Regions from separate parts of the Homo sapiens genome. Here all the other regions are linked to region 2. A link is a loop called in an ENCODE intact Hi-C map of the cell type or tissue named here. Cell type or tissue: dorsolateral prefrontal cortex. All regions are shown on one strand.

Region 1 (8,000 bases), 330 kb after region 2:
TGATCACAAGAAGCAATAAAGATGAAAAGAGTAATTAATAGAATTTAAAAAATCAAGAATACGAGAAAGAACATTTTCAAACCTAGTGTTCTAGATGCTAATACGTTTGACAAACCACTGCAAGTGTTATCAAGAACAAAGGAGGAAAGGTAAAGTATTAGACACAATAAAAATATAACCATGATAAAAATTTTGAAAAAAAATAAAAAACACTAAAAATAATTTCTTAAGTTTGTTGAAAATGTTGATGAAATTCATATTTTAAGTGTTTCAAAATGAAATAGCAAGCCTGAACTGCATAATAATAATTTCAATAATCAATAGTTAAAAATTTGCCCACTGATCAATAGCCAGGCCCAGATATTATTAAATAAGGGCCCCATTAAAGCTTTAAGGAGAGATAATTTCTATTTTGTACAAGTTGTTGCAGAATAGAAGGAGCACATTTTGCAACTTAATGCTATATTACTACATAAATCTTAATACCAAAGACAGGTAAGGACATCATCAAAAAGAAAAATTTGAGGTTGATTTTATTTACAAACTAAAATTTTAAAATCTAATTTAAAATGGAAAAGTAATACATAATAACCAATCACAATTCAAGGATGGTTTAACATCTGAGTACAAAGATAGCTTAAAATTAGAAAATCTTATTTTAATACATCATACAGATTTAAGACAAAAATTTATTGAACAAGGTATTTGTGCAATAAAATAAATTGATAAATTCAGTACGCTTTTATGAAGAATAAAGGCTTTAAGCATACCAGAAATCGATTAAAATTGTCCTAATCTCTTAATGATTATTTATTTTATAAGAAACAGCATACTACAGAGTAAATCATAAGAAGCATTTCCTTTTAATTCAGGAATAAGCTAGAGTGTTTGCTTCTGTAAATCAAAACAGAAATTAAATATACAAGAACTAGAAAAGAACAAAGCTGTCATCACTCACAAAGACAGTTAATCTATTATAGCAAATCCGAAAGAACACACATTATACATTAGCAAATGTGAGACTTCTGCAAGGTTGCTGAATATAAGATCAATATATGAAAATAAAGATAATATGTAACATATTTAATAACTGTGCTTTGATCTAAGTCTAAAACAATCTGTAAGACTTTACTGAGAAAATTTTTAAATCATTGAAGAACAGAAATGTCTTAAATAAAAGAAGATAACAGACCATGTTCACTAATAAAAAATTTCAATGCTTAAAGGTAGATATTTTCCCTATAATTGTATAAACTAAATGCAACACTTACTGAATTCCCAAAAGGATTCCAAGGATTCCAAGGATAATATAGTCAACATAAAGTAATACGGTAACATAAAGATCTACAAAAAGCTAAGTCAGCTTTGACCAAGAAACAGAAGGAAAAAGTACAATTGAATATTATGATACTGCCATAGTGCTAGGCAAATTGAAGAATGTAATTAAATATAGAGCCTAGAAATAGATCCCTGTAGTTATAAGAACTACACTTAGGAATTAGGTAACATTATAAATCAGATGGGAAAAAAGTGTTGGACAACTGACAAACTATATGGTTAAAATGGAAAAATAAATTCCTATTCAAATTATGCACACATACACAAACACATACACAAAATTAGATGAACTAAAGATCTGATGTGAAAAATAAAACTTTATAACTTTTAGAACAAAAAGAGAATAATTTTGTCATTAGAATAGAATAGTATTTTTAAGCGACAAATAATACAAACAATTTTTTTAAGACTGATAAATTTGATCACATGCAAGTTTAAAAATTCTGGGTTAGAAAATGCCATAAAACTAGACTGAGCAATATGGTGAGACCCTGCCACTACAAAAAAATTTTAAAATTAGCCAGGCATGATGGTGTGTGCCAGTAGTCCCACATACTCTGGAGGCTACGGCAGGAGGATGACTTGAGTTCAGTAGGTCACAACTGCAGTGTTTACACCACTGCACTCCAGCCTGAGTGACAGAGCAAAACCCTGTCTCCAAAAAAAAAAAAAGAGGCCAGGCGCAGTGGCTCGCGCCTGTAATCCCAGCACTTTGGGAGGCCGAGGCGGGTGGATCACAACGTCAGGAGATTGAGGCCATTGGCTAACCCGGTGAAACCCCGTCTCTACTAAAAATACAAAAACTTAGCTGGGCGTGGTGGCGGACGCCTGTAGTCCCAGCTACTCGGGAGGCTGAGGCAGGAGAATGGCGTGAACCCGGGAGGCGGAGCTTGCAGTGAGCCGAGATCGCGCCACTGCACTCCAGCCTGGGTGACAGAGCGAGACTCCGTCTCAAACAAAACAAAACAAAACAAAAAAGAAAGAAAGAAAGAAAAACGAGCAAAGAAAAGAAAAGAAGAGGCCATGAAAAAAGGAAAAGATAAGTCACTGACTATACAATTAATAGGAACCCAAAACATGTGAAAACACACTACAAATCAACAAGCAAAACACCTACATTCAATGGAAAAATAACCAAATAATATAAACAAGCCATGCACGAAATTGGAAATACCAAATGGCCAAAAGTTATATAACAAAATAGGCAGGCTCACTAATAATTAGATAAAAGCACATGAAAATAACAATGAGACTCTACTGCATACCCAGAAGACTGAGAAAATTTGATAACAAGTACTGTTGAAAGATACAGGAAAACAAACTCTGCAACAATGCAGGACAAAGTAAAAACTTATACAATCAATTTTTGGAGACCAACTTGACAATATTTAGTAAAGTTGAAATGTCCATCCTATAGAATCTGGTAATTTCATTTTAGAATAAACACCCTAAAGAACTCCATATGTATGTACGAAAAATATATTCATAGTTATAGTTCTTGACAGCACTACCTATAATAGCAAAACAGCATAATGAAATTGAATGTCCACGTATATTTAGGAGGCTTTTTGTATAATGGAAAACCATACACACAGTCAAAAAGAAGCAAACTGAATATGTTTAGAGCAATTTTATTTTATTTTATTTTATTTTATTTTATTTTATTTTATGTTATGCTATGTTTTTATTTTATTTTATTTTATTATTTTATTTTATTATTTTATTGAGACAGAGTCTTGCTCTGTTGCCCAGGCTGGAGTGCAGTGGTGCAATCATGGCCCACCGCAGCCTCTAACTGCTGGGCTTAAGTGATCCTCCCAAGTAGCTAGGACTACAATTGCATGCAATCAAACCCAGCTAATCTTTATTTTTATATTGTAGAGATGGGGTCTTGCTGTGTTGCCCAGACTGGTCTCAAACCCCTGACCTCAAGTGATCCTTCCACTTTGGTCTCCCAAAGTGCTGGGATTACAGGCATGAGCCATCACACCCCTCTAAGAATGAACATTTTAAGAATCAAATTATTAGAGATCACGCATGCAGTATGATAACATTTATATACATTTAAACACAAAAAATGATACATAGCCCAAATGATATAGAGTATATGCAACTAGATGTAGATATATAAATATATGCAAAAAGCAGCCCTTGACATGTGTGAGCAAAGCTAACACTAACAACTAGGGTCTGGCCTGGAACTCACCTTTATGAGACTGATGACATAGGCTTAATATTCTTCTACTTAACATAAGTAATTTTACATCAACATCAGACAAAGCCACCTTGTGATCATTATAGGCCAAAATAAAAACAAGTCTGAATTCATATTAAACGAAGGCAAACCAGGAATATTATCCAAACCACAAGTATGACCAAATCTCCTCTATTTATGCTTTCTTCTCTCTACTGAATGTCATTTCCTCTTCCCAGCTAATAGGAGTGATTGTTGCTTCTCTACCGGTTACAGCTTTAGTTTTATCCTATTCTTCCCTTCTTTTAGGTAAGATTTGATAAGACATTCAATAATAGAATTACTTCTGCTTCCTAACAGTAAACATTTTGGAGCAAAGTCCCACTTCCTTGAGTCCTCCCAGACTTACCTAATGCAAGTCCAAATCTGTAATAAATCCTTTCTAACACCCTCTTACTGAGGTGCTCCACGCTTTCTTATGATGTGCATTCTCCATCATCGAAATGTACCGAACTTATTCAAATACAGATTTCCTGATGATCTTTGTTAGGAGGCATTAACCAGAATAAGTAATTAAAACAGAAACATACAGAAAAAAGTCATTCTAATTTCAGGACAGTAGTTATTCCTTGAGAAGCTGTAAGAGAGAAAAGAAGGTGGTGAGAATTTGAACTGCCTCTTAAAAACTGCATTGCTCTTTTAAGACATGTAAAGTATTGAACCAAATTTATACTTGGAATAGCAGAATCAGAGACTAGTCTGAAGCTTCAACTCATAATTTCAAAGCTCATTTAGATAATTATAGTACTAAATAAAGAATAAAATGAAAAGGCAAGGCTATGATTCATAATATTGCAAGCTGTGATGCTGCAGGATTGCCAGGAACAGAGATCAACAAGCAGTACAGCAAACTTCAATGTGGCTTTTGCCCGTTGTTATCTTGCATGTTGTATGTGTGTTGACACAGACTCAATAAAAATCAGAGGGCTTGTTTGGGAAGCAGTCTAGTACTTTAAAACTACTATCAAGCATGTAACTTTGCCACCTTTTGGTAACTAAAGCGAACTACAATTTACATTCTCAAGAACAAAATTAACCAAATGGCATCTTGCTCATATGAATCCTACCTAATTGAGAGATAATATCACAGTCATTTATTATTTACATAATTAAAATCCTTAAATAGGGACTCAAGATACCCTCTTATTTCATTCGAACTTACTTCATTAACCTTAAAAAATACATCTAGAAAAACAATCTGCTACTTATTGTTCCCTATCCCTTCCCTACTTTTTCTCACTTCTTGGTCATTATTTGTGCTTTCTTCTCTCTCAAATGTCCAATACTGTCTATCCTTCAACTTGTAATTCATGTGTCAACTATTTCATGAATTCGTAAGCAGCCCCAACTGGAGTAATGGTCACTACTGTGAAATCCTGTTGCACTCTATTTTTACTTCTTATACTTATTGTTCATTCTTTCATTCCTTTATTCAATAAATATTTTCATCCACTTTGTAAGAGAGAGTGAAGGACTAAATTTTCCACTACGGCTCTTTCATTTGCTTGATCCCTACAGCTGTCTCTTCCTCCCATCCCCTCTGGCACATGACCTTCACCCAATTGCCCCTTCTCACCCTGTTGACATAATCCAAATTCCTCAAACAATGGCAGTGAATATACAAGAATCATCTTTGAGCAACTATTCCCAAAACTAGGTGAACTTCAACTACTTCCTCTTGCTAAACTCAATAAAAGCTCCGTCTTCCAGATTTTTACCTATATTGTTCTGACTGATTTTCTTCCAGGGTTTCAATGTCAAGACTCAGATCAGGACTGTGTTTTTGGGTGCTTGGCATTTCATCATGCCAGACACTCTGTTGATGTCTCCTCTCTTTGGAGTCCCAGTGACTAGACAGTTGGGCTGGTCCTGCTCCTGACCACTGTTCTGCTCCCTTTGCTTGAAAGCACTATCTAAGCTTTTATTCTTCCATCTTAATTGTCCTTGGTGTAAGCTTTTTCATTTGCACTGTTTCGCTACTTAATGGGTCTCCCCCATGGATAAGACAGGCATTGGAGACAGTGATGGTAAACCTACGAGCCTGATGCTCAGGTTCTCTTATTTTGAATCAATGTACTTGTGGGCTGCTATCCAGCTTCTTAAACTGTGGCAGGCTTTTATTAAGAACAACTTTGAACTTTATTGATAATACTAGAAAAACTTGGAATATGAAGAAAATAATCCTTTGTGATATGCCGTAGGAAAGGAGAAGTTTCAAAATTTCAACTATTCAATGATCAGCGTTTTTTATTTTTTGAAGTAGCCTCTACAACTTAAGAAATTTCTAAAACTGATTCCCTTAAGAACTCCTTAGAAAAGGTAATAAAAGCATGGAGTACCTAAAATCCTAAGTTAAACACTTCTCCCTTTCTCCTGACCTTACTCTGATCAGCCTCCCTCCTGGCCTCCCTTAAGCTGACTGCCTTTTTCCTCTTGTTCTATTCTTCCTCCTGATCCTCCAGCACCTTCATGGGGTCCTCCTTTCTTTCCTCGGCCAGTTTTTCTTAAACTACCCCCTGAATAGATAATATTCCTTCTTAATGTCTTATAAGACAGGTGGGGATGATAACTAACCTCATTCGTTTTATATCTTCAAATCTTTGTTCAGATCAGATTTGCATAATCTAGTTACGTTTCCTAACCTTCCTAAGTAAAAACAGAAGTTCACTGAAGAATATAAGTTTATTCTAGGAATGTGTAGTCTAAGATAACCTGATATCTATCAACTCATCTCTTTGTAGGACATGAAGGTGCTAAAACTCGGTAAGAAAAAGCGATATAAATTAATTAACAAAATGATATAAAATATAATGATCAACATTTGAGAGAGCTGCACACCTCACATTCTATCTCTGAGATCATTCCTGTTGAAATGGATTGGTCAAAAATCCAATCCTTAAAAAAGACAGAGATTAAAAATAAATTAATCTCTTATTTCAGAGACCCCTTAACTCCTACTTCTGAGAATACTGTTGTCTCAGTGTGGCTGATAATTTCACAAGTGCTTTATCCACCTTCTTTGTTGATCTTAAAACTGAGATGGCAGATATAATTGGAAAACAGAAGATAAGATAGCAGACCGTCCTCATGTTAGAATTACATTTTTTTTTAGTTCTTTGAAGATACTTTTGCTCAGAAAAAAAAGGAAAAGTGATAGACCAAATTAAGTGTTCTCAGCAACTACTAAGTCCAAGTGGGAAATCATCTATATCTAATCTATAGGAAGATACTTCTGTATATAGCGAAAAAGCGAGGAAGGGGTGCTAAAGAACAATTGCTCTGCCTTAGCTCGAAAGACAGAGTCACAAAATATAAAAGACTAACTCTGTCTGATAGAGTGACTCCCCTCTGAGGAAATAGCTGCTCCATTCTGCCCACAATTGCTTTTCATGAAAAGAAAGAGATTTTTATGCATGCAAAAAGAGTGTGTTCCATGGTTAATAATGTCTTCCAGTTAATAATGAGACTACATTTTCTACCCTTCTACCTTTCATCATTCCTAATCCAGAGTAACCTGCACAAACAACAAGAATACAAGGATTTTAATGTTAGTAGTATATATTTTTAATAGTAAAACCACAGAAACCCCTCAAAAATCTGTCAAAAGGGGAGTGGCTAAATCATTTTGGCTAATTAATTTCAAACACACTCTAGTATCATTTAGGAGGAAAACTCATACACAAAATATTATACAAAGAATACATGACCCCATTTTCTTATATAAGGGTCTTCGAAGTTCAAAAAGAGATTAAGTATCACATCATGCATCTACTAAGTGGCAGGTCCAAGTTTTAAACCCATTCTCTGTTTCTAAAAGTCAAAACACTATTACTGTAACACACTGCTTCCCAAATCAGTATACAGCATTGATAAGACATGTTACAACTGGTGTCTTACCATCCCTTTTTTTACTGTGTTACTTTGTGTTTCAGGGGACCCAGAATGCGATAGAGTGAGAAACCATGAATCAGTGAACTTTAAAGCAAACTCAAATACTTAAAGGCAAAACAAAATCTTCTTTGATCTTTAGAATGAAATCATCTTGTGATTCAGTATGCCAGTGAATGACTTGAGATGCCACCAGTGTAGCCAACTTGCTTTTAAATATGTGATCCATTTTGCTCTGTTTGGTAAGCTTCTATAAGGGCTGGAATAAACTAAATGACTCCATTTGGTTGCTATAAAGAATACGTGATTCAAAATCCTATTTATATTTTTCTCAGAATAAATTTAGGTTAATTTCAATTAAAGTAATACTGATATAAACAATGCATCCTATCTTTTCAAAAAAAATGGTGAATAAGTTAACTTTTCTTATTGCCAATTGGAAAAAACTAAGAACTTGGAAGGTAACTAACATTTCAAAAGTGTTACATGTTCTTTGCAGAAAATTTTGAAAACACAGATG
Region 2 (8,000 bases):
TTTTACATAATGTTCTCAATGTTAATCCACATTATTGCAAATGGCAGGATCTCCTCAATTTTTAAGGCCGAATAATATTGCATCCTATATCCTATATATGACAATTTCCTTATCGATTCATTCATCAATAAATACTTAGAAGTTCCCATATCTTGGCTATTGTGAATAATGCTGCAATGAACATGGGGGAACAGATATCTCTGTGAGATGCAATTTTATTTCCATTGGATATACACTCAGAAGGATTCCTGGGTCACATGGTAGTTCTGTTTTTAATTTTTTTGAAGAGCCTCCGTATTATTTCCCATAATGGCTGCACCAATTTACATTCCTATTAACAATGTCCAAGGGTTCCCTTTTCTTGCCAATAGTTGTTTTCTCTTGTCTTTTTGATAACAGCCGTCCTAACAGTAGCGAGGTGGTATCTCAATGTGGTTTTGACTGGAATTTCCCTGATGATTAGTGATGTTAAGTACCTTTCATACACCTGTTGGCTATTTTTGTCTCTTCTTTGAAGAAATACTTATTCAAGTCCTTTGCCTGCTTATTTATTTATTTATCTACTTTTTATTTTTTGAGACAGAGTCTTTCTTGCCTAAGCTGGAGTGCAGTGGCGCGATCTCACTGCAACCTCCGCCTCCCAGGTTCAAGCGATTCTCCTGCCTCAGCCTCCTGAGTAGCTGGGATTACAGGAGCACACCAACACTCCCAGCTCATTTTTTGTATTTTAGTAGAGATGGAGTTTCACCCCTTGTTGGCCAGGCTGGTCTCAAACTCCTGACCTCAAGTGATCCACCCACCTCGGCCTCCCAAAGTGTTGGGATTACAGGCGTGAGCCACCGCACCCGGCCCTTTGTCCACTTTTTAATTGGTTTGTTTGATTTTTGCTCTTGCATAGTGTGAGCCTCTTATATTTTCGATATTAAGTGCTTATTATATATGTGGTTCACTAATATTTTCTTCCAGTCTATAGGCTGTCTTTTCACTCTGTTGTTTTCTTTGCTGTGCTGGATCATTTGTTTAATGTAGCTCCAGCTCCACTGTTTTATTTTTGCCTTTGTTACCTGAGCCATTGGTGAGATAGCCAAAAAATGTCCAAGGGCAATGTCAAGGAGCTTTTTCCCTGTTTTCTCCTTGGAGTTTTACAGTTTCAGGCCTTACTCTTAGGTCTTTGATCCGTTTTGATTTGAGTTTTATGTATGAGGTAAGATAAACATCTAATTTCATTTTTTTTACTTATGAGTATTCAGATTTTCCAGCACCTTTTATTGAAGATACTATCCTTTCCCCACTGTATTCTCTTGCTGCCCTTGATAGAAATTAGTTGATCATGGGCCGGGCGCGGTGGTTCACGCCTGTAATCCCAGCACTTTGGGAGGCCGAGGCGGGCGGATCACGAGGTCAGGAGATCTAGACCATTCTGGCTAACACGGTGAAATCCCGTCTCTACTAAAAATACAAAAAATGAGCCGGGCGCCATGGCGGGCGCCTGTAGTCCCAGCTACTCGGGAGGCTGAGGCAGGAGAATGGCTTGAACCCGGGAGGCGGAGCTTGCAGTGAACCGAGATTGTGCAGCTGCACTCCAGCCTGGGCGAAAGAGCGAGACTCCATCTCAAAAAAAAAAAAAAAAAAAAAAATAGGAAATTAGTTGATCATGAATGCTTGAGTTTATTTTTAGGCTCTCTATTCTGTTACAGTGGTCTATGTGTACGTTTTTATGCCAGTACCACACTTTGTTTTTGTAATATTATTTGAAATCCGGTAGTAGAATGCCTCCAACTTAATTTTTCTTTCTCAAGATTGCTGTGGTTGTTTGGAGTCTTTTGTAATCTAAAAAGCAGCTTAAGAGTAGTAAACAGATTTTGAAAATGATACAAAGGTAATCAGGCCTACTGAATCTTCAGATGGAATCAAGTTGAAACAGTCTCCTATAACACTTTGATAATTTGCAGAAAAATTTTGCCTTTAGAGGATTCTAGCAAACCTATTCTCAGTTCACTCAAATTATCAAGATCTTCTGAAGTTATTCAAGAATAACTTTCTATTTTGGCCATATTCCAAAGTCAACTTGAGGTGTAGGAGCAGAGTGTATTTGCGAAGGAGTAGGAGCAAGACAGAGTCGAAGTGGGAGGGAGAAGCACATACGACTCGGAGGAATTCTGGACTTCATTCCTTTAGGTGTTCTCTAATATACCCTTAGCCCATTTCCAATTTTCAAGCAAGCCTCTAAACTAATCCTTACAGCTTGTTACAGGTTCAACGAGGACGCAAACTCTTCACTACCCAAGAGAGCTATAATCTATCTATTTACGCATTTTTTCTCTCATTTTCTGGGTTTCTGACAGCTTAACTTGACTGAACTCACGAATAAGGGCACCAAGCTGATTACCTTGCATTTCCTGCCACAGAACAATTGCCTGAGAAGTTTTGTGGAAAAATGAATGCAAATTCCACAAGGAAGGAAGTTCATACTCAGAAAGCTCTTTTTAAACTCATTAAATCCATGGCTTTTGGAAAGGGATCAAGGAGAGAAGCTATAACTGAAAAAAATCAAGAAAGCATTCAATGTAATCTGCTTTCCATAATGAGGGTTTTTTTTAACTATGTATATTCATCAATGAAATAAAATTAGATAAGCCTTGAAGAAGTGTACTAGCAATAACTATTGTACTAAAATTATAAGGTGTAGAAAATGAAGAAAGTAAGAGACAGAATGATAGAAAGAGAAAGAGGGAGGGAGGGAAAGAAGGAAGAGGAAAATAAAGTTAAAATGAATTCGACAGAATAGCTACATATATATTTAAATACAAACTATGTAATGTTAATAGAACATGCCAAATACACAAAGCAAAACAGGAATGAGAAGTCTTACGGGGCCATAATTTTGCATGAATAACATCAACTTTTGTGGTAAAGCAGGGCAAAGACAGGAAATACAGGGAGAAGCACTTTAAAATTTCAGAAGAATTTAATGCATAAGAGGTTTCTTTCGGATTACAAAAGGTCCAAAGTCCAAGAGGTGGCAAGGCCATTTATAAAGACTTTATCCTGCACAATAAATAAAAAAAGGAAAGGAAAGGTAAAAGGAAGTAAAGAAATAAGGAAAGGAAGAAAATAAAGGAGAAACAAAGGAGAGAAAGGAAACAAAGAAATAAAGAGTGAGAAAGAAGAAAGGAAGAAAGAAAGAAAGAAACAAAGAGTAAGAAAGAAGAAAGAATAAAAAAGAGAGGAAGGAAGGAAGGGGGAGGGAGGGAGGGAAAAGAAAAGAAAGAAGAAAGAAAGAAAGAACAAAAAGAAAGAAAGAAAGAAAGAAAAGAGAAAGAAAGAGAGAGAGAGACAGAAACATAAGAGAGGACTTTCTTCAGCTATGTGCAAAATGTGGAGTGTAGCTGATCACAACATGTCCAGTTAGCCACAGTTTTTTCATTCTAAGTGTCAACTGTTTTATGTATAAAGAACCATAATAGAACATATAAATAAAATATATCCATCTGTGCATATCTGCAGTACATGGAAAGTATGTCCTGTTGTTAAAAGTCCTTCATAATTATGGATTTTGAGAGCCACTAGATGTCAGCATCTGATAATTCTATGAGAAACACACATGCTGGCTTTTTATTTCTGCGACAGACTTTCTGTTCAGCCATTTTCTTCATCTAAATGAAAGTGAACCAGAAATTCTATACCTTTTAAAATACTCATATTACTTGTAAGAAGATAAACAATTAATTTGATGTTACTATTTTTACAATTATGAGTTTTATGATATGTTAAGCAGATATGAATAAAAATATCAGCTTCTGTGTGTTTGTGTATATGTATATATACACACATATATACATATACATGCATATATGCATGTACATGTATACCCACATATGTAATGTGCATTGCCACTATACAAGAAGAAACTGCTTAAAATATTTTTTACCTCCTTAAGCCCTCAACAAGTGTTTCCTTTCTTCCTTCAAGAGAGCATTTCATCTGCCACATCACAGGAAATAATGAAGATATCTGAAGTTCTCCTTCTTGTTTTTATTCTATTGCAGATCTCATCCTTTCTACCTTTAGTGTGGATATTTTTGGATACTATATCTCCACACCTCTGCAGATCTGTTTCCTTGAGGGATAAAATGGTATCTTGTCCATCATATGTGCTGGGTAAAATCAGTGACTTTGTGAATGAATTAACACATGAGTTACTTAACTCATTGTAGGGAAATAATTTTTAAAGCAAGTTATATCTCTTAAGCCAGCCCATGAGTTTTGAAGAAGTCATTCTGGAGAATGCATATCATTAAATTTCCTGAGACTACAGATATTCAGTATCTTCAAATAATAACTGGGAAATTGCTGTTTGCCTTTCTCCTAATATCACTTTTTCTCAACACCTAATTTTGTAGAGGAGGGCAGCCAGAGAAAGAGAGAGGGAGAGTCTGTCTTCATTCCAACTGTGATGGCAGATACAATCAAGTGACATCTACCAAAGCCCTTTGCTGCAGTTGACAATGGAATATTTTGCAAAGGCTATGTATGTGTAAGGGGCACAGATGGTGGACCTGGGGAATATTAACACAAAGGTCCTAAAGACTGGTTATGCAATGGTTTTCTGTTGTGAACTCGCCACAGTTTGCCTGCATTTATCCTTCAAGTCTTAGCTGTGAGATCCTTCTTTCAATCCCAATTCTAGAACAAGGTCTCTCCTTTTCTCTGGGAAATTGTAGCTACAGACTGAGACTGTAAAATCCATTCACTTAACAAAAATCTATTCATCCCAACTCTCTGTGAGGCACTGTATTAGGTTCTGTGGGGGGATACAAAGATATATTCAAAACAGTCCCTATTCCAAGAGTTTAAAATGAATCATCTAAAAAAATTACAATCCTTTATAGTCTTAATATTCCATAAGTGATTGGTACTTCAAACCCATATAGCACAATTAGTCAGAGGACGTTGAATCATCTTACCAAAAAATTCTCATTGGTGCATTTAACACAAAAAAAATTCAAATCTTAGCAGTTGACTTTTTTTAGATGAAGTAATTGAAATACTTAGAAGAAATTGTTTGCTTCAGGCTATGGAGTGAGCTGAGATTATATAACCATCTTCACTAGTATGCTGCTGGTATTCAGTTCTAATGCCTGTAAAATCTTGATTGAAAACAATTTATTAAGCAATAGGTACAACAGCAAACATGAATTCATGAGTATGTCTTCATTCAGTAGCACTGTTAATACAACAATGTTGCACGATGGCTCCTGGACACCAAATATTTAGTGGAAGAGACTTTATTTCAGCTATCTCAGAAGAATATGTCAGATGAATTTCTCTTTTTACTTCAAATCTATTAAATTGAAGGTTTTTCCCATTTTTACCTATTTCCTCTCGATCTATTCACTCTTTAGTAAATACGCTAAAAGGATGATGAGGCAAGAGATCAGGTGTGTCCATGTGCACCTGGAAACATTTTCTCTCTCTTGCTGGTGAAGGGAGTGCTGGCAGAAGCAGACCTGTCACTCAGGCAGAGGGAACAGATGGAGTGAGAAAATTTCTACATACAGGCAGCCCTGAGGAGCTGTGTGGAGAACATACGCAACAGGCATTTCATTTTCAATCTGCCTTCGCACTGTATTTATGATTTTGTGAAAATGTCTGGTTTCTTAACTGAATGCTGCATTGAATTGCCTCACAAACTTTTATGTTAATCAAACAATAGCTCTTCAGGTAGCCTAAAAAACAAATCACAGACTTCCCGGGGTTGTGCAAGAAAGGCTGAAAGCAGAATTTTGTAGTTTAAATTTTATGTTTTATGTATGTATATTTTTGAACATGGTATTGAGAAGATGTCAGATATGGGTGATTACTGGTAATATAATGAAAAGTGTATTATATATGCGTGTATATATATATACCTATTATTTAATAAAATCTATATGAAATGCTGTTAAAAAATCAGCAAAATTAAACTGTAGAAAAATGATAGCTATAAATTTAAGGACAAGTAACTAACCAATCAGTTACTGAGCTGGAATAATAAATTACACTGAACAGGGACTGACTTGAAGACAGTAAAGCCCGTGACATTATTCATTTTACCTGTGTCCTGTAAAAACTCTCAGACAATGGAAAGAAATGGTATTTACAGAAGAAAATAAATTACTTGTCATTGTAGGGAAAAAAAGCTTTGACATGTATAGATAATAAGGTTTCTTAGAGTTGCTTATCCTTTTACAATAATAATATTCCAATATACCAGTTTTAACTATCTCACTGACCTTCAATTTCATAGCTCCTAGAGGACCCACAAAGATCTAGGGACTGAAAATTCAGGGGAATAAGCCAACGAATTTACCAAACATAATGAGTGATTACTGTGTTTGTATCTAAATGAGCTTTCCCAGAGAGTAAAATAAATAGATAAGTCAAAAAATTATTTCCAAAGCCACTAGATTTCATCTTTATAATTTACACTTAATGATCAATGTCTTCTGTCTGAAAGGAATTGTAGGAAATGGGATATAGAAGGGAAAGGAAGAAATGACATCTGTCTTATTTGGTGCTATTTTCTTCCTCTTCCCTTTTTGCCAGGTAATTGTCTAAGCTGTGGCTGTGACAGTAAAGGAAGAATGAAGGAATCGTTCTGCAGTGGGTTAAATAGTGACCCCTGCAATGGACTGAATTGTGTCACCACAAAATTCATAGGTTGAAGCCCTAACCTTAATCACATACAAGGGACTGTATTGGAGATGTGGCCTTTAAGAATGTGATTAAGGTTAAGTGAAATCATAAGGATGCAGCCCTTATAGATCCTATGGAATTAATGTCCTTATAAGAAGAGGAAGAGACACCAGGGCACCCTCCCTGCCACAAAAGAATACAGCAAGAAGACAGTCATTTGCATAGGCAGGAAGAGAACCCTTACCATGACACAGACATGCTGGCATCCTGATCTCAACTTCCAGCCCCTACAACTATGAGAAAATAAATATGTACAGTTTGTTAGCCACCCATTCTGTGCTATTTTGTTATGGCAGCAGAAGACTAATACATTCCCCAAAATATATGTCCACCCAGAAGCTGTGAATGTGATCTCATTTGGAAATATGTTCTTGGCAGATGTAACAGTTAAGGATTTCAAGAGGATATTATCCTGGATAACAGTGGGCCGTAATCAAATGGCAAATGTCCTTATAAAAGAAGAGAAGGCAAGAAGACACACAGAGGGGAAGGTAATATGAAGATGGAGACAGAGGTTGGGGTGATACATCTATAAGCCAGGAAACACTAAGAAATGCTGGCACCAAAAGCTAGAAGAAGGCATTAAATGAACTCTCCTTCAGAATCTCCAAAATAAACCAACCCTGTTGGTACCTTGCCTTGAAACTTCTTGCTTCTGGAACTATGAAAGCATAATTTTCTATTGTTTTAAGCTACCAAATTTGGACAACTTGTTACATCAATATTAAAAAGCTAATACAAGTGCTCATTTACAACCAATCCATCAGCTAGGCATTACTGAACACATTTCCTAACAAAAAGTTTGTTTGTATACAATACCAAGAGGCAATGAAGAAAGGTTCCAAGTGTGTTTTGTTTTGTTTTTGTTTTATACTCAATTACCATCTTCAGATATCTGGCTCCAACAAATACTGATCTACCTCTGTCACCACAGTTGGCTTTTCCTTGAAGGTCATATAAATGAAAACATACAGTATGTCATCTTTTCTGACTAGTTTCTTTCATTTATATAATGCTTTTGAGAGTCATCCATGTTTTTGCACATTTTAGAAGTTTGTTCTTTATATTGCTATGTAGTGTTCCATTAAATGAGGTATCCAAGTTGATTTCTGTGTTCACTGATGAACGGGCATTTTGGTTGTGTGAAACTTTGGGCCATAATGCATAAGTCACTATGAACATTCAGGTTTGTTGATTTGTGTATAAATATGTTTTCATTTTTTCTTGGTTATATACCCAGGAGTGGAATTGGTGGGTCATAT
Region 3 (8,000 bases), 780 kb after region 2:
TATTTTTTTTTTTTACAGATAATTGTAGAGCAAATTGAATAATTCTTTTACCTTGTTCAGAACAATGAGTCTTTCTTCAGTATCTTTGGTGTAGGAGACAGATGTTCTCTGAACAACAGACTTAGTATTTTTCTGGTAAGAATAGAAAAAAATCAATTTCTTAGCTCAATCATATAGATTAATTTCTTAATGATCTTGAAGCGTATAGGAAAATATACCCTCATTTTAACCATGTGGCCTAAAAAGGGCCAGAGAAAACAAATAATAAAGCTTTGAATGGAAGTTGGCGTGAAAGACAAAATGCACCAGGCAATAAAGATAATTTTGCTTTAGATATTATAATAGGGAGAATTTTCATTTCTGCAGCAGAATGTGTCAAAGAAATGAAGGAGGCTTGGGGTTTTATAGAGGCAGGTAAACAAGGGAGTCAAGGGGAAGGATGGGGGGGGTCAGTTCTTGGATATGCCAAGGGAGGTGGTTCCTTGAAGTTAACTGTTTCTCACAACATAAAAGGTTTTTTTTTAAAACCATTGCTTTTTCCTGGGAGCACAGGGCTCTGGAAATTTTCAACAATGTCACTGCCTTTAGGAAAGCTAAGAAAAATACGGAATCCTCTACTGTGACAGCAAGGATATGGGTCAGTATCCAGGCAGTGACAATGGTCAAAGCAAATGTGTAACAAACCTAATCAGGAGCCTAATCCCCTAAAGAGATGAGGAACCCAAAATCCAAAATGATTTATAACTTTAACTTAAAGACGGATAGTTCACTGGCCACCGACCAGCTCTTTGCACTTGATTGTAAATCAAGAAATTCAATTAAATATTTGCTCAGCATCTTTTTTTTTTCTAGCAAGTTCTTTATTTTAATTTTAACTTGAAATCAGTGCATTATATTAATAACTCCATTGGTCGTTTGTCTACTTAACAATCTTTGATGATCTTTCCCATAGTGAAATGATCCTATAAAACCATTGACAGGTTCTAAGATTTTTCCTTTGTCTACCCATCCCTACTAACTAGAAATACATTTCTGGGAAGTAGTCTAACAATAATTTCAGTTTTGAAAAGGGTCATGGATGGTAAGGAGACTATATTGTTTAAAGGCCTTTATTGATCCTTTTATAGATTTACTGGAAGTTGAAAACTAGCACAAAGAGGTCCCCTGTACTCCTTCACCTAGTTCTCCCTCATGGTGACATCTTACTAACTATAGTTCAGTATCAAAACATAGAAATTGATGTTGGTACAGTTAATAGACTATTCAGATTTCATCCATTTTACATTGTTCATTTGTGTGTGTTAGTATCTTTAATGCGCCAGACATTGCTTATACTCTGGAATGGAATGTGGTGATACAGACAGTTCTTCAAAACACTTTACACTTTCTTGGGAGGTGTTTGGTTTTGTTTTGTTTTGTAATGTGGCCTCAATTCTCAAACCTGCCTTTAAGATTTCTCCACTTGTCTTAGAGAGTCAAGAATTAAAGTATTCCAACTGCAGTGAATATTAATTAAAGAATAAATATATTAAAGTGGGTTGGAGGCAGGGGAATAACATGTCACTTGTCACATTGAGCCAGCTAGTTAGAATTCTCCTGACGGATGCAAAGGCCTAGGAAGCTTAAGTTCCTAGATAGCTGAGAATCTTTGCCATGAGTGAAAACAATAAGGAACATCACTACCTGGTTGGAATTGCCAAATTTGGCCAGGCGGATCAGTCCTTTCAAATCTAAGTCTCTGTGTTGGTCATTTTCCTTCCAGCAAGGAAGATCCATTATTTAACAGGTATACAATCTCCAGGAAAACCTATGAAAGGTCTGTCAGTATCTTCTGTGCTTTTATAACACATTCATAACACACACACAAAATTACAGTTAAAGTTTCACAAAATACATACACTTATGGGGATATGCTTATTTATTCTTTCATTCATTTTTTTAAAAATTGGTGGTTATTACCTGGTAAATCAATTTCAGGACCGTTGTTTAAAAGAAAAGTCAGTTCAAACAGTAGTAAGAATTGTTAGGTTGGTGCAAAAGTAATTGCTGTTTTTGCCATTAAAAGTAATGATAATAACAGCCTAAAAGTTTTCATAATAAGAGCTACAATTTACTGGCTACCTATTATGTGGTAGGTGATTTTCCAAGAAAATGACCAGTCATAACATTCTTGGGATTCATTCATTCAACACATAGTTATTGTGCTCCTATTTGCTAGGCATTGTTCTAGTTGACAGAGCAGTGACCAAAGCAGGAAAAAAAAAAATTCGCTAATGGAATTTACAGTCTAGCAGGGAGAATGTTTAACAGACACATGAGAAAATCATATTTCATGTCATAGGATGTAAGTACTATGAAGATAAATAATTAGGGAAGGGAGATAAGGAGTACTGGGATGCTAGTTTAAGTAAGATGGTCATGGCAGACTTCTTTCACAAGGTGATATCTGAAGGAGATGAAAGAGAAAGCCGCAGGGATACTGGGTGGAAGAGAAATCCTGGCTGAAGGTGTAGCAAGAGCCAGACCTTGAGGCAAGACACATATTGGAGAATTCAAAGGATAGGACAGTGGAGTTATGATTCAAATGCAAAACAATAGACTCAGGACATTGAGCTCAGGGTCAGACTTAGAGGGTCCTGAACACAGGTCTAGCTGACTCCAAAGTCAGTGCACTTTTACAAATAACCACATGTGCTACTGACTGCTCATCTACTATGTGTCATTTTCCAAACTCTTGCTCTAAATATTTGATGGCCATCTAACGTTTTCTGGTTAACTAAAAGAGTCAAATTACCCCTGCTAGAAATCACATTTCAAAGGAAATTGTCAACAAAAGAAATACACTCAGGACTACAAGCTTTCCAAACATTAATAAGAGGCAAATATGTCTAGTGCATTACTGTTTCAATTAATTAAATGATTAGTGAGATAGCACTGGAGAATCATTTTCACTATAAACGAAATATTTTTTAATCTAGTGTAAGCAGTAAAGTCACTAGAGAGGAAAGTAATTTTTCCAGTTTCCTGATTTAAAAATTTCTTTCTTTACGATAAAACGTGATAGCACCAGAGAGCCTTTGGCATGGCATTATGCACTGTGTAGACCTGATACCCTGAAGCTTTGTATTTCATGTTACCTTTATGAGGCGGAAAGTCTTCACACTGGCCAGATATGTGCTTGTGAAAAGGTTGGGTAAAAACAGTGCAATCATTACAGTGGTTTTTTCCCGAATGGGTTTTTTTTGTTGTTTTTTTTTTTTGCTCATAACTGGTCCTTTGGTGCCCTCTGGTGATACAGCTCATGAAAACAAGTACTAGATCGCTAATTCTCTCTCTCACACTATAGTATTGCCATCTAATGTACACAGTTTACAACACCAAAATGCAGAAAGAAAAATTACCCACAAGAATAATTGTACACTTATCAGTTTATTTAGTCTTGCCTCACATAAAAATTGCTAAAAGCTTTGAGTTGAGAGTGGTAATGTAAGAGAAAGCAATCTCTAACTTTGTGGGGTTTTTTTTTTGTTTGTTTGTTTTTTTAGTTTTTAGAACATGAGACACCTTCTCACTCTGTCACCCAGGCTGCAGTGTAGTGATGTAATCTGCACTCACTCTGGCCTGGACCTCCCAGGCTCCAGCAATCCTCCCACCTCAGCTCCTTGAGTAGCTGGGAACACAGGAAGGCGCCACCCCGCCCTGCTAATTTTTGTATTTGTAGAGATGAGATTTCACTATGTTGCCTGGGCTGGTGTTGAACTCCTGAGCTCAAGTGATCCACCCACCTCAGCCTCCCGAAGTGCTGGGATTTACAGATGTGATCCACTGCACCCAGCAGCAATGTCTAACTTCATAAACTGAGACTATGCTAATCAGTGACAAAGAACAAAATTTTTAAATTTCTAATAGACTAACAAATAAATCAGTCTTACCACTTCTCTGTGCAGATTGCCAGTAAATCTCCTTTCATTGAAACAAGGCAAATAAATTAAACATGGTGAATAACCCACTGACAGAAAGCATGGTATTTTTCTGGGCAATCTGAACTACAAATTGGCTGACAACAGGAAACAGTATGGCCCTACACTACATGATTTTCTATCATTAAAACTATGGAAATATTTTCCTTGTCCTCATGTCCTCATAGATATGTCTCTTTTAAATAGCATAGAGCTGGATTTTTAAAATCCAATCTGGTAAGCTATTTAAATTTAAATTGGTGGTTATAGTGATTAATAATGTAGTTGGGCTTGTTTTGCCCCTCTTATTCATGTATAATGTATTTTTATACTTGTTTTGTTCATATTGTTTTATTTTGAATTAATTGAATCTTTGTCTTTATTTTATTATTTTGTATTCATTGATTTAAAAAATTTTATGTTAACCTTGAAATACTGTCATGCAGATTTAATAAATTCTTAAGCTAATGATTCTTACTAGTTAAAAATGTAAAGTATTAAGAATGTGAGCTCCACGAGAGCTGGGATTTTTGTCTTTGTCCATTGCTGTATTCCCAGAGTCACAGGATCCTTGGGGTGTTGTCGCTTTTCCAGCCAGAAACCTCTGTGGCTGCTGGTGCCTTTGCCCAAGTTTTGCTCAGGCCTGCTGGGCTCATTCTGCCCACTTAGCCTGGCAGGCTGTGCTCGACTCGCGTTACTGGCCTGGATCCCTCACCTGCCAAGGGCAACCCCAGTGCAGAGTATTGAGTGGTGTGTGAGCAAGCGAGTGTGGGGTTCAGTCACTGCACACACTGAGGTACGCCTGCTGTGGTGGGGTGGACAGCTCCAGGTGTTGGCAAGGGTGCTGGCTCCCTGCTAGACTGTGGCTGGACCAGGCATACCACAAGCATCTTCCATGGCTGGCACGGGGGAACATGGTGGTGTCCACAAGCTTGGAGATGCCAGGAACTGCAGACCCCCAATGAGGGCCTCACAGCCCTGGCTTGGGAGCTCCTAGATCTGGGCTCCTCGAAAGGCTGCAGGTCTTCTCTTTTTCTCTCTTCTTTCCTCCTTGTTGCCTGCAATGTGGTGAGCAAGGGGCATGTTTCAGCCCTGCTTGTGTTACAGCTCTTTCAGCCCTGCCATATTTGGCAGTTCCTGAGTTCTTGTCCCATGTCCAGAAAGAATGAGGTATGTGGACAAGTGGAGAGTGAGCAAGGCAAAGAGATGCTTAATTGAGGGACAGAGCAGCTCAGAGGAGACCACAGAGGTAGCTCCTCTCTGCAGCCAGGTCAACCTGTTGTCTGCAGCCCTCAGTGGAGAGGAGGCCCAGAGTTGGTAGCTCCTATCCACAGGCAAGTTGTCCCATCCTCTACCCAAGCCTGGCTGAGTCTGGGGGTTTTATGGGCTTTAGAGGGGAGATACTGCATGCTGACTGGTCCGTGGGCAGCCGTGGGCAGGCCCAGAAAAAGCACCATAAGTTTTCTATCCAGTCTGCAGAACTGATAACCTGACCCCCAGGCTTCACTCTGTCCCTGGCTTGAAGGTGGGGCTTCGCTGGGTGACCTGCTCCTTTGTGCCCAGGAGTGTGTCTACCTCCTGCCACCATCAACCTGCCATGCACAGTGCCCAGGCTGTTTGTGCCAAGGGGTGCCTGTAGGCCCTGCACTGAGCTGCTCTCAGCCCCCACCTCAGCCTCCCTCCTGTGCTTGTCAGTGCCCAAAGTCGGATGGGGGCTGAGGTGGCAGGGGCCTGGCATGTCAGCACTGCCTCAAGCACACACACACACCCAGCTAGGTTGTGACAGCACCCAGGCTCATCCTCAACTTTACTACAGAATAGGAGTGGGTGCCAGAAGCAGGGAGAGGCCAGGCATTGGGAGCAGGCAATTCCAAGCCTGAGGGGGCAGGAGGGTTTCCTGGGCTCTGGAGAGCACAGGTGTTGGGAACAGGCCCCCAAAATCCGGCCATAAACTGGCCACTAAACTGACCATAAACAAAATCTCTGCAGCACTGTGGCATGTTCATGATGGCCATGACACCCATGCTGAAGGTCATGGGTTTACTGGAATGAGGGCAAGGAACACCTGGCCTGCCCTGGGTGGAAAACCACTTAAAGGCATTCCTAAGCCACAGACTAGCATGAGCAATCTGTGCCTTAAGGACATGTTCCTGCTACAGATAACTAGCAAGGCCCATCCCTTTATTTCGGCCCATACCTTTGTTTCCCATAAGGAATACTTTTAATTAATATATAAACTATAGTAACAATGTTTATCACTGGCTTGCTGTCAATAAATGTGTGGGTAAATCTCTGTTTGAGACTCTCAGCTCTGAAGGCTGTGAGATCCCTGATTTCCCACTCCACATGCTATATTTCTGTGTGTGTGTCTTTAATTCCTCTAGCGCCGCTGGATTAGGTCTCCACGCCTGAGCTGGTCTCGGCAAGTGGCGCCCAATATGGGAGGTTTGAAACCAGGTCAAAGGGTCCCCGGAGTGATGGTTGGAGAATGTGGAACTATGCTGGAGGACACCTGAGTACTCTTAAGCAATCCCTATGGTGAGTAAGAAGGGGAGCTCGGAAGCATCAGTGTAACAATGGGACAAGTGTGGGCTCTGGTTCGTTCCACCTTGGAACCTTTTCACACTGATGATGAGGAGAAAGGAGAGTATAATGAAGTAACAGAAGAAGTAACAGAGCAAGTTTGTTTGCCTGCTAAAGCTAAAGTGGCAAAGGAGGGAGAGGTTTATCCCTATCCTTCTGCACCCCCTCCTTATTTTGAAGAAAAAGAGTGGCCTGACCCTCCAGATCTTTCTTTTCTGGAGGATGCTGGGCAAAAAGTGATTGCCCCAGTGACTGTTCAAGCAGCGCCTCAAGCGATCGCTCTCAGTTCTATTCAGGCAGGAATTCAGCAAGCTAGAAGAGAGGGTGATTTAGAGGCTTGGCAGTTCCCTATTAGAATACACCCCCCAGATCAACAGGGAAATATTATAGCTACATTTGAGCCTTTTCCTTTTAAATTACTCAAAGAATCTAAACAAGCTATTAATCAATATGGACAAGGTTCTCCTTTTGTAATGGAACTGTTAAAGAATGTTGCTGTTTCCAGTCAGATGATTCCTACTGACTGGGATGCTCTTGCTCAAGCTTGTCTAACTCTTACTCAGTTCTTACAATTTAAAACCTTGTGGGCAGATGAAGTTTCCATTCAGGCTGCTTGTAATGCCTAGGCCCAACCTCAGATTAATATAACTGCAGACCAACTTTTAGGGGTCGGCGGCTGGGCTGGTTTAGATGCACAAGTGGTCATGCAGGATGATGCCATAGAGCAGCTTAGAGGAGTGTGCATTAGAGCTTGGGAAAAAAATCACTTCAGGAGGAGAACAATACCCTCCCTTTAGTTCTGTCAAACAGGGACCAAAAGAACCATATGCAGATTTTATAGCGCAGTTACAGGAGTCTCTTAAAAAGGTGATTGCAGATTCAGCTGCTCAGGATATAGTGTTGTGGTTATTAGCTTTCGACAATGCTAATCCCAATTGCCAGGCTGCTCTGTGACCTATTAGAGGGAAAGCACATTTAGTTGATTTTATCAATGCCTGTGATGGTATCGGAGGTAATCTGCATAAGGCTACTCTGCTAGCCCAGGCAATGGCAGGACTGAGAGTGGATAAAGGAAATACTCCGTTTCCTGGAGCTTGTTTTAACTATGGGAAGCATGATCATACCAAAAAAGAATGTAGAAAAAAATCAGCGAGTCAGGCTGCCAAATAGGGAGAAAAGAAAACTGCTGAGCCTGAAATATGTCCAAAATGTAAAAGAGGAAAACACTGGACTAATCAGTGTCACTCTAAATTTGATAAAGATGGGAACCCGATTTCAGGAAACACCATGAGGGGTCCCTCCTGGGCCCCGTTCTAAACCGGGGCATTCCGGCTCAGACCATTCCCTCACCACTGTACAATGTCTGTCCCCTGCCACAGCCGGTAGTGCTGCAGTAGATTTATGCTGCACAAAAGCTGTGAGCCTTCTGCTCGGGGAACCCCTGCAAAAGGTTACAAC

The links. Peaks named below come from ENCODE experiments on the same cell type or tissue, not always from the same donor. Only the 100,000 strongest peaks of a DNase experiment are listed, where the experiment ranks them.
Region 1: a loop joins it to region 2, with 6 times the contacts of the local background. A loop is called at or near these places in 28 of 110 quality-filtered maps.
Region 3: it touches region 2 in a loop (9-fold over the local background); 13 of 110 quality-filtered maps call a loop at or near these places.

The regions. Positions count from the first base shown.
Region 1 is chr4:175,887,522-175,895,521 of GRCh38, forward strand. It overlaps a transcript of GPM6A not described here. Among named protein-coding and RNA genes, the nearest start is that of GPM6A, 79 kb to the left of the region's middle. In dorsolateral prefrontal cortex, a CTCF peak has its summit at 4,582; no DNase peak of the experiment used is centred here; H3K4me3 peaks cover 1,142 bases; H3K27ac peaks cover 2,654 bases.
Region 2 is chr4:175,557,225-175,565,224 of GRCh38, forward strand. No RefSeq gene overlaps it. Among named protein-coding and RNA genes, the nearest start is that of GPM6A-DT, 230 kb to the right of the region's middle. In dorsolateral prefrontal cortex, CTCF peaks have their summits at 3,577 (motif pointing right) and 3,779; a DNase peak (open chromatin) is centred at 5,527; H3K27ac peaks cover 5,933 bases.
Region 3 is chr4:176,337,863-176,345,862 of GRCh38, forward strand. No RefSeq gene overlaps it. Among named protein-coding and RNA genes, the nearest start is that of SPCS3-AS1, 21 kb to the left of the region's middle. In dorsolateral prefrontal cortex, a CTCF peak has its summit at 3,290 (motif pointing left); no DNase peak of the experiment used is centred here; H3K4me3 peaks cover 1,001 bases.